2 separate regions of the Homo sapiens genome follow, and region 1 is linked to region 2. The links are chromatin loops, found by intact Hi-C in ENCODE. Cell type or tissue: K562. All regions are shown on one strand. Each heading gives the region's core, and the rest is flanking DNA. Links, peaks and the distances in the headings are about the cores only.

Region 1 (5,381 bases), core at 98-5,097, 98 kb after region 2:
TTTTTTGAAATTTTGTTTTTTGACACATATTATGGCAAGACAACAAATCATTTTGTAGAAATTGTACACTCTTAGAGGTGAAGCAAACTTTTGCCATTTTATAGACAAAGAAAGTGAGACTCGTTTTACAGATGAGGAAAGTGACACCCAGAGAAGTTCCTTTAGTGAAACCTCAAAGACTTCATTACTCTGCACAAATGGAATTTGTTTTGAAATGAAGCCCAGGGGGCCGGGCGCGGTGGCTCATGCCTGTAATCCCAAAACTCTGGGAGGCCGAGGCGGGTGGATCACCTGAAGTCAGGAGTTCAAGACCAGCCTGGCCAACATGGTGAAACCCCGTCTCTGCTAAAAATACAAAAACTAGCTGGGGGTGGTGGCTGGCGCCTGTAATCCCAGCTACTCGGGAGGCTGACGCAGGAGAATAGCTTGAACCCAGGAGGCAGAGGCTGCAGTGAGCCGAGATTGCGCCACTGCACTCCAGCCTGGGTGACAAAGTGAGACTGTCTCAAAAAAAAAGAAAATGAAGCCCAGGAATAGGTTATATGTTCTAGGAGAAGGAATTATTTTACAAACATTAGATTAAGTAGATACAGAAAAGTGAGAGAAAAAGATGAAAAGGATCCAAAATGCATTTGAATAGGAAAGAAATGGCTGTAAAAAGCTTTTGGCAGTAGACATGACTGACCTTAAAACACTTAAGCTAGTCACTTACTCTATCAAGAATTCTGACTTGAACAGTCACTTAAATATTTCCGTCTTTTAAAGAAGGTTGGAAGTACTACTGATACATCTTCCCAATGATCAAAATGTCAGAGTTCTCACTTGACAGAATAAAAAAAGACAAAAGAGGGAAATTAAATGACAGCACCATGGGCACGGAAGGTGATTCCCTAAATCGTATATCATCTTCATAATTGGATAACTCTCTTGTTTCCAGACTGTGCTTTCAGATAAACTCCCTGTTTTCATCTGTGTGCCATAAAAGACACGAAGAGGGAGAGAATATTTTTAAGTTCTGAAGAATTAAGCTCCTGCAATCTGTACTTTAGGATCTAGATAATGTAAAATGGCTCATAATTTGCCAGTTTCTAATAAGCTGTACAAATCTCACTATTACATTGAAAACAATTTGTATATTTCAAAAAATGTCTTAAATAGTTACAACTTACCAAGATAACATTGCAAAGGAGTATTAGCCTTAATATTTCAAGAGGCTTTGCTGGTCAATGTCCCCAAATGGTAAAAACTTAAGGTTAGAGGCAAATGAGAGAGTTAGATCAGTGTTTATTTATTTGCCAAACTACTATTAAAAAGAAAAACAAGCAAAAACACCTAGGCTGTATGATTGACATTCATACAGCCTTGATTAGATAGAAGTTTCACTTTACAAACAGGTTTTGACATTGTGTAGATAAAACTTTGATATCAAACCTTTAAACCTCAAGATTTGATAATATTTACTTTAATAAGAACTTCTATCTTCTACTTAAATGTCAAAAAGAACAGAAATCAGACCACTTACTAAAAGGAAGCAGACTTGGAATCCACATTGGTTATCTTTCGTGAGTTAGGAAAAAGTTAATAGTATAAGGCCAAACTCAAGGAAGCCTGAATATTAAGATGATTTATGGAGACACTGAAGACATAAATCAGATATAATTATCTGATTTACAAAAACTAGTCATTTCACCTCCTCAAATGGCCTCATAATTCCTTGATGACGCATGGCAGAAAAGTGCTCATGTCAAACTAAAATGCAGACAAATGGAAAGATAAATGGCCACATCCCAGTAACAATTTGACATCCCATTATTCCTCTTGAGGATTTCACCTGTGTACATCCAGAAGGTGCTAGGTGAATGAAAGGCATTCGGTTTTTAGGATTTTAGCAACACACATGAGAAAAGGTTCACTTTTGCGCCCACTGACAATCAGATGAAGATTCAGGTCATGTTGCAAGTTTTTCTGAACATGTGGCTGTGCAGATAGCTCAGGTCCTGAGCAAAAACAACAGCAAAGAACCCTTTGGCAGTGAAGCCTATCTTGGCCTCTGATCCCTTGGTCCTTCCTACTCACCTTCCTGTCTTTATTTTTCTTCAGCACGTTTCCCATCTAATATACTGTGCTGTATTTTTTTTCATTGTGATGAAATATACATCACATAAAATTTACCACTTTAGCCATTTTTAAGTGTGCAGTTTGGTCACATTAGTACAATGACGTTGTTGAGCAACCATCACCGCTATCCAGTCTCCAAAACTGTTTTCATCTTCCCAAACTGAAGCTCCATACCCATGAAATAGTAATTCCTCATCCCCCTTCTTCCCTAGTCCCTGGCAAGGACCATTCTACTTTCTGTCTATAAATGGGACTACTCTAAGTACCTCATGTAAATTGAATTATACAGCATTTGTCCTTTTGTGACCAAGTATTTTACTTATAAATTTGTGTTTATTTTATTTCATTTTTGAAATGGAGGCTCACTTTGTTACCCAGGCTGGAGTGCAATGGCATTATCTCGGCTCACTGCAACCCTCGCCTCCAGGGTTCAAGTGATTCTCCTGGCTCAGCCTCCTGAGTAGCTGGGATTACAGATGTGCACCACCCCCCCAACCAGCTAATTTTTGTATTTTTAGTAGAGACGGGGTTTCACCATGTTGACCAGGCTGGTCTCGAACTCCTGATCCTCCCCCCTTGGCCTCCCAAAGTGCTGGGAATACAGGCGTGAGCTACCACGCCCAGCCAGTGAATCTTTATTAATGTGTTAGATAACAAAGTCTAGAGGAAAGCTAATAATTACTGTAAATTTCTCAGTAATGATGAGCATAAACGATATGGTGCCTTGAACAACTGTCATATGACATGAAAATATCTATGATTTTTATTAGTGACAAAATTGCAGGTCCTGGTAAAACGATTGTGGTTTTTGGCTACATTTATAATTGGAGAGACTAGATTTCAGCTAGAGATGAGTGAAAATGAATATGTAATTTTTTTTTTCATCCAAGTTCTGAATTTCCTCCATTGACATTCTCCTGCCCCCCAAGGGATGTCTGGATGCTGGGTTAAGAGCCCTTGGCTGGGTAGCTGGATAGTGCAGTTGGGGAAGAGTAAGCTATTCTGCATGGTTGGAGAATGGAGTCCAATGGATGAGGAAGGAGAAGCAGGAGAAAGAAGAAGAGACGAGGGGGCAGAGAGCTGAGCCAGGGCCCCATCTCAGCTATATAAATATAAGGGTAAGGAATTAGGGCTCTGTTTTGAGAGTCACAATAAACCACTGACATATTTTAAGCACAGGGATATCAAGGTCCCACTTGTATTTTAGAAAGCCCTTCTAGGACCAGGTGTGGTGGCTCAAACCTGTAATCCCAGCACTTTGGGACGCCAAGGCAGGTGGATAACCTGAGGTCAGGAGTTCGAGACAAGCCTGGCCATCATGGCGAAACCTTGTCTCTACTAAAAATACAAAAATTAGCTGGGCATGGTGGTGCGTGCCTGTAATCCCAGCTACTGGGGGACTGAGGCAGGAGGATCGCTTGAACCTGGGACCCGGAGGTTGCAGTGAGCTGAGATCGTGCCACTGCACTCTAGCCTAGACAACAGAGTGAGACTCCATCTCAGAAAAAAAAAAAAAAAGCCCTATAGATGGCAACCTGGAGGATTCTATGGGGAATAGTTGCAGGAGGCCAGGAGCAGGACAGTAGCAAGAGGCCATTAAAAAGATGGTAGCAGTTCTCCAGGTAAGGTTCAAGGTGGCCTGAGCTTGGGAAATGGCAATGCAGACAGTCAGTAAGGACATGGGAGTGGGAACCCATGGCAATTTAGAAGGTAGAATTAAAAGTGGATTCTCTTTTACTCCTAGGATGAAGAATCTGAATGTAAGCATGAGAACAAAGAAGTTCACTTCAATTTTCTCAAGTTCCTGCTGTAACAGATGGTCAGCATAGAATGCTCAGCGAAAAACCACAGTAGTTGCCAGAGAAGTCATGTGATGTAATGGGAAGAGAATCTCAAATGTCATCAGTCGACGTGAGTCTTCTTATCTGTGTGACCATGGGGAAGTTACTTATGCTTCCTCATGACCAGTATCCTCACTGGCAAAGCAAGGCTAAGGACACCAGCATTCCTGAGTTGTGAGTCACAAGGGAGAGATGATCATTGGACATTTTGTAAATTTTTCATTTTGTTTATCATATTATTGTTTTTATAGGCGAGATATTGCTGTGTTGGCCGGGCTGGAGTGCAGTGGGGCAATTTTAGCTCACTGCAGCATCCAACTTCTGGTTCAAGCAATCCTCTCACTTCAGCCTTCCAAGTAGTTAGGACTACAGGCATATGCTGCTGTGCTCAGCTAACTTTTTCATTTTTTGTAGAGACAGGATCTCACTTTGGAAGGCAGCTATGCTCACCACTACACTGCCAACACCAGGATCTCACTTTGTTGCCCAAGCTGGTCTTGAACTCCCGGACTCAAGCAACCCTCTTGCCTCAGCCTCCTAAAGTGCTGAGATTACAGGCGTGAACCACACCATGCCTGGCCCATTTTGTCAATTAAGTGTTTTGGAAATGCTACTTGTTCATTATAATCAATCAGTAAAGGATAATTATTGTAGAAATTAGTATTTACTAAGAGTTGAAAAAGCATTCAGCTCTTTTTTTTTTGGCAGAGCTAGCTGAGGTTTTATTTTGGACCAAAAAAAAAAAAAAAAAAAAAACAGTTGAATTGTTTTGTAGCTGGAGGCATGGGCAAGGGGGGGTCCCCAAGCAGTAAACTTCCCCGCACGTGGGCTGAGGGCTAGGACTGAGCCTCAGGTGGGTCTCCTGTTCCCTGTCCTACCCTGCACAGGGGCCTCCCTCCTGGGCTCTGGGGCAGCCGCAAGAGGGGCAGGCTGGGAGGGGCTGCCATGGCTGTTCACTCGGGCAGGACATCAGAGGACTTGGACACCAGCTTCCCATTGCGGGTCTCGATCTTCTTCACAACCACAGCCCTGGTGGAGCTGATGTGGCTGAAGGAGCTAGAGTTCAGGCCGTAGCTGAGGCTGGGACTTGTGAGGCCCCCATAGGCTGAGCACAGACCACCTGCATAGCCGCTGGTGGTCTTCGTATGGATACTCACATTCTGTATCCCAGACTCCAGCCGGCATTTCTAGCCCTCCAGCAGCTTCCTGTAGGTTGCGATCTCAATGTCCAGGGCCAGCTTGACGTTCATCAGCTCCTGGTACACACGCAGCTATCGCGCCATGTCCTGCTAGGCCCGCTGCAGGGCGGCCTCCAGCTCAGACAGCTTGGCGTTGGCATCCTTAACAGCCAGCTCCCCATGCTGCTCGGCATCTGCGATGGCAGTCTCCAGGGAAGCCCTCTGGCCTTTGAGACCCTCAGTC
Region 2 (5,381 bases), core at 225-5,224:
TACAGGGATCTTCTCCCTTTGTTTTTTTTCTAGCCCCACTTCCAGTTTGTTTCCACAGTACTTAGAGTGAGTTGCTGTTGTTTTTCTTCTTTGTTCTGTTCTCTCTTTATTTTCTTATGTTCCTTCCTGCACACTGAAGTTGCTGTTGTTTTAGATTTTCTTTTTTTGAGTGAGATCTTCTCACTCAGTCACCTGGCTGGAGCGATTAATAGCTGACTCTGGGTACAGTGCCTAAGCTAGCCTTGCTCTGCAAGGAACAGTTAAAAAAGAAAAGAAAGGAGAGGAGAGGGGAGGGGAGAAGGGAGGAGAGGGGAGGGGAGAAGGGAGGAGAGGGGAGGGAAGGGGAGGGGAGGGGAGGGGAAAAATTAATAAAAACTAAGATAACTATTTACCCAATGATTCCACTTGAGGTGGTAGACAACCCAAGCTTATCCTGGCAGCTCAGGGAACAAGGTGACACCAACCTTGGACAGGAGTCCGTCCCATCCTCAAGGCACACTCACACTCACACCCACACTCATGCTCACTCAGACTGGGACAACGTGAACACGCCAATGAACCTCAACATGCATATCTTTGGGATGTGGGAGGAAAGTGGAGTTACATGGAGAAAACCTACAAAGACATGAAGAGAAAGTGTGAACTTTACACAGACTGTGGCCCCAGCTGGAAATCTTTTTTTTTTTTTCTCATCAATGTTATAACGACATGCTATATATATTTTTGTTACAACTAGCTGAGTCTCAGCCAATCACAGCAACCAAACTTCAGCTAATCACAGCAACTGAGCTTCAGCCAATCACAGGATGCCAACTGATCAGACGATGCCCAAATAAGGCAAATTTGGAGCTTTAACCAGTCAAGCTGTTTGTGTACCTCACTTCCAGTTCTGTCTATAAATGCTCCCTGTCCACCTATTTGCCCAGTGGAACTCTCTGAGCCTCCTTTGGTTCTGAGGGCTGCTTGATTGGAGAATCATTCTTTGCTCAAATAAGCTGTTAAATTCAATTTGTCAAAAGTTTTTCTTTTTTTTTTTTTTTTGAGACGGAGTCTCGCTCCGTTACCCAGGCTGGAGTGCAGTGGCACGATCTCGGCTCGCTGCAACCTCCGCCGCCTCCCGGGTTCAAGTGATTCTCCTGCCTCAGTCTCCTGAGTAGCTGGGATTACAGGCGCACACCACCATACCTGGCTAATTTTTATACTTTTTGGTAGAGACGAGGTTTCACCATGTCGGCCAGGCTGGTCTTGAAGTCCTTACCTCAAGTGATGCGCCCGCCTCGGCCTCCCAAAGTGCTGGGATTACAGGCGTGAACCACTGCACCCGGCCTACAAGTTTTTCTTTCCACAGTATTATGTATCCTGTATTATGAGATAAACTTCTTGGGCAAAAAGCAAGCCATTAAAGGCTGAATATTTCAGCATGCCTAACTTAATAAAATTTAGGACATTTTAACTTTTGCTACAGTTAAAATCCACTAGACTTTTTGATCTGCTGCCATATTAGTTTGATTCAAAATAATGAGAGCAGATTTATTAAAATATGAAGTTGCATTTCATATTTTCCTTGTATTTTTTAAGTGAGAAAATTTCCTGGTATCATTTTAGCTATCATAAAATGCCTTTTAGGACTATGGAAATGAAAGATCTTGGACATAAATGATTTGGATAAAATAAGCACATGAAAATACTGCCTGAAAATAGTTTTAAAAGAATCCTGAGGAATTAGAAAAACGAGCTATTGTGAAACACTGTTAGTTTAGCCTTTAGTAAAACAGCAGAAATAACAAGCAATTTTGGTCAGAACAAAGAGAAAGAGAAAATTGTAAGTTCCACAAACGCAGAAACAGATTTTGCTCCAATTGGAAAGCTTCAGAAAGCTAAACCCTTCATTTACACAATCCAAGGCAGAGTGAGGGGCCTCTCTGTGTTGAGCTAAACTGAGCCTATAGTCACACATTCACACATTTGGCACTAGGACAGTTGTGAGGATAGGATCTGACAAACTTTTCACTGCCAAACATAACTCAGATGCTAGATGAGCATGACTCTAAGTATCTTTACACAGAGAGTTTAGAAATAACATTTCCCTACTCACTGGAATAAATAACCCATCCTTGAACTTGGAACCATCTAAACCATTGTAGATGGTTTAAGTCATGCAAAACAAAGTGCTTTTTGCTTTCTAGATCTTAGCTTAAGAATGCAATATTTTATCTAAATGACTAGGCAACTAAGGTTCGCTCCAATTTGAGGATTTTAAGTCTAGCCATATGTCTATTTCCAGGAAGCTTATCAGTTTTGTGTCTGGGGCTCCAGATAATGGAATACAGCAAATTATAAGCTTCATGGTTCAGCAGAAAAAACAAGTTTGGGGTCCAGTAATGTATAAAATAGTAACAGTAATGATAAAACAAAATGCATTCTTCTTTCAAACCATAGTTAGTAAATCCCATGAAAGTGTAATCCTAGATAAATGTAATCCCATGTAAATGACATAATTCTTTCTCCAGGTAAAAAGAGCTAACATAAATTGACCACTAATTATATGTTAACACAGTTATAAATACCTTTACTGCATTATCTTTTTTAATCCCCACAAAATTCTATAATCTATTATTACTATTTCATTTTTGCATGTATAAGAAATGAAAGGACAGAGGGTTAAATAATTTGCCCAGCCAGGCACGTGACTGTAATCCCAGCTACTCTGGAGGGTGAGGCGGGAGGATCACTTATTTTTTTTAAATTTAAAAAGAGATGGGGTCTCACTATGTTATCCAGGCTGGTCTTGAACTCCTGAGCTCAAGTGAGCTACCTGCCTTGGCCTCCCAAAGTGCTGGGATTACAGGTATGAGCCACCGTGCCTGGCCAAGAGGATCACTTGAGCCCAGGAGTTCAAGTCCAGCCTGGGCAACAGAGTGAGACTCTGTCTCAAACAAAGAAAACAAAGAAAAAATAATAATTTACCCTAAAAAAAATTAAAATAATAATAATAAAATAATAATAATTTGCCCAAAGTCACACAGGTAGTAAGCATTGAAATCTGTGGCAAACTCAGAAGGCCTGACTCAAGAATTCACGACACAACCACAACAGATTGTACACTACCGGGCAGTTTCCTGCTGCTCTGTGCATGGCCTGCTGGCCAACTCTGATGTGAGGTCAGTTGACTAAAAGAGATGTGGTTCAGGAAGCTGAGAATGATTGTGGTTACCTGTTCTAAGATAGAGAAATTGATTTTTAAAACTTCGAGTTGAAGTACGGGATGCCAAAAACCACGTATGAGTGACAGAGTGAGTGGGTCTCTTTCTGATGGATTAAGTCTTCAAAAAGACTTTCAGAATGAATCTCTATCTACCTTAATTTTGGGCAGTGTTAATTGTATTCATTTTTTCAACACATTTGATTGTGCATATACCATGGACAAGAAAGTTTGTTAAAAACTGAATGTATAAGGCTGGGTGCAGTGACTCACGCCTATAATCCCAGCACTTCAGGAGGCTGAGGCGGACAGATCACTTGAGCTTAGGAGTTTGGGACCAGCCTGGACAACATGGTGAAACCCCATCTCTACAAAAAACAAAAAAATTAGCTGGGCGTGGTAGCTTATGCCTGTAGTCCCAGCTACTTGGGGGGCTGAGATAAGAGGATCGCTTGAACCTGGGAGGTCAAGGCCACAGTAAGCCGTGATCGCACTACCGCACTCCAGCCTGGGTGACAAAATAAGACCCTGTCTCAAACAACCAACAACAGCAACAGCAACAAAAACCCTAATGTACAGGAAATTATTTTGGGGAGTAGTGGAAGATAGCTGGCAAGTTGGAGACTCTAACTTGAGATGTGGTACTACTTGTCTGTACATTTTTTTTCTCATTTCTGTCTACCCAAAGGTGTTATGTTTTTATTGTCTTAAGGGGGCCCTTCATTTGATGGCATAAAAAGTTATGACCAGCCATCTGTAGTTCAGTTAATAGGTCAAGAATATCAGCAGCTATTGTTATGTTGAGGTCATTATTTATCAAGCTTCAACACATAAAAAGCAAAAGTAGGCCGGGCGTGGTGGTTCACACCTGTAATCCCAGCACTTTGGGAGGCTGAAGCCAGTGGATCACTTGAGGTCAGGAGTTTGAGACCAGCCTGGCCAACATGGTGAAACTTAATCTCTACTAAAAATACAAAAATTAGCCAGGCATGGTGGCGGATGCCCGTAATATCAGCTACTTGGGAGGCAGAGGCAGGAGAATCACTTGAACCCGGGAGGTGGAGGTTGCAGTGAACTGAGATCGCGCCACTGAGAGCACTGCCTGGGCGACAAAGCAAGACTCCATCTCAAAGAATAAAATAAAATAAAATAAAATAAAATTAAATTAAAATAAAATAAAATATAAAATAAAATAAAATAAAATATAAAATAAAATAAAATAAAATAAAATAGCAAAAATAGTCCAAATGTCAGTTAACAGGGGGACCAAATTTATGGGTGAACATCCACAAGAAACATAAGTGGCCTCTAGGGAAGCCAATCTTTGCACAGAATTTTTGTTTAATGAGGTGGAGGGTATACAAGATATAGGCCAAAGGATAATTTAGGTTCTTATGACTGTGTCCTTGTTCTTTTCAAATCCTAGCTTCATCTCTGCTCCCACTGATGACACTATGAGACTTTGGAATTCTTCACTGTGTGTAAGACGATTTTATTACTGAGATAGCTACCGCTTTGTAGTTATGACCTGAGTAAACAAGGTTAGTCAACCCACAGGATTTTCATGTGTCCACAGATTTTTACTAGATAATTTATCTGTAATATCAGGAGGCAAAGTCTACCATGAATATACTGGCCAACATGTATCAGATGGAAAATTCTTGTGTAAGCAGATGATGTTTAACTTTTATCACATTTTTCTCTTTTGTTAGATAATGCCATACTTCGGCAGACAAGCAATTGTTTTCTAGCTATAAATATGAGTATTTTGCTTTTCAAGAGAAAAAATCTAGAAATTGTTTTCTTTACTTTAAAAAATTCATGTACTGAAGTCCTTCCTCTGCTTGTATTAATCCAATGATATCATTTTATATATTCTCTGAAATACTAAAATATTTCTGTAGTCCATATGTTTTCAAATTATGAATCATTTTATTTCTACATTTGGTACATAAACTATTACTGCTCCTGAGTAAATATGGATATACCACTTTATAGTGATTTTTTTTCTTCTTTTTCTCTTTTTCTATTTTTTTTTTTTTTTTTTTTGAAAACAGGGTCTTACTCCTGGCCTCAAGTGATCCTCCTGCCTCAGCCTCCTGAGTAGCTGGAATTATAGGCATGAGCTACCAGTAGTGATTCCTAAGTCCCCAGAAATTTGAGCTAATTTTTATTTATT

Evidence for each region. A loop is a pair of places that touch in the nucleus more often than their neighbours do. Peaks named below come from ENCODE experiments on the same cell type or tissue, not always from the same donor. Only the 100,000 strongest peaks of a DNase experiment are listed, where the experiment ranks them.
Region 1: a loop joins it to region 2, with 2.6 times the contacts of the local background. A loop is called at or near these places in 2 of 110 quality-filtered maps.

The regions. Positions count from the first base shown.
Region 1 is chr6:134,292,084-134,297,464 of GRCh38, forward strand. All of the region lies in intron 1 of SGK1 (serum/glucocorticoid regulated kinase 1), which reads right to left. It also overlaps the pseudogene KRT8P42. Among named protein-coding and RNA genes, the nearest start is that of SGK1, 23 kb to the right of the region's middle. RefSeq lists enhancers at 3,825-3,924, 3,985-4,084, 4,562-5,063. In K562, for the core only: no CTCF peak of the experiment used is centred there; DNase peaks (open chromatin) are centred at 2,018 and 4,048.
Region 2 is chr6:134,193,496-134,198,876 of GRCh38, forward strand. The region is part of intron 3 of SGK1 (serum/glucocorticoid regulated kinase 1); the gene reads right to left. Among named protein-coding and RNA genes, the nearest start is that of SGK1, 120 kb to the right of the region's middle. In K562, for the core only: no CTCF peak of the experiment used is centred there; DNase peaks (open chromatin) are centred at 1,986, 2,276 and 3,156.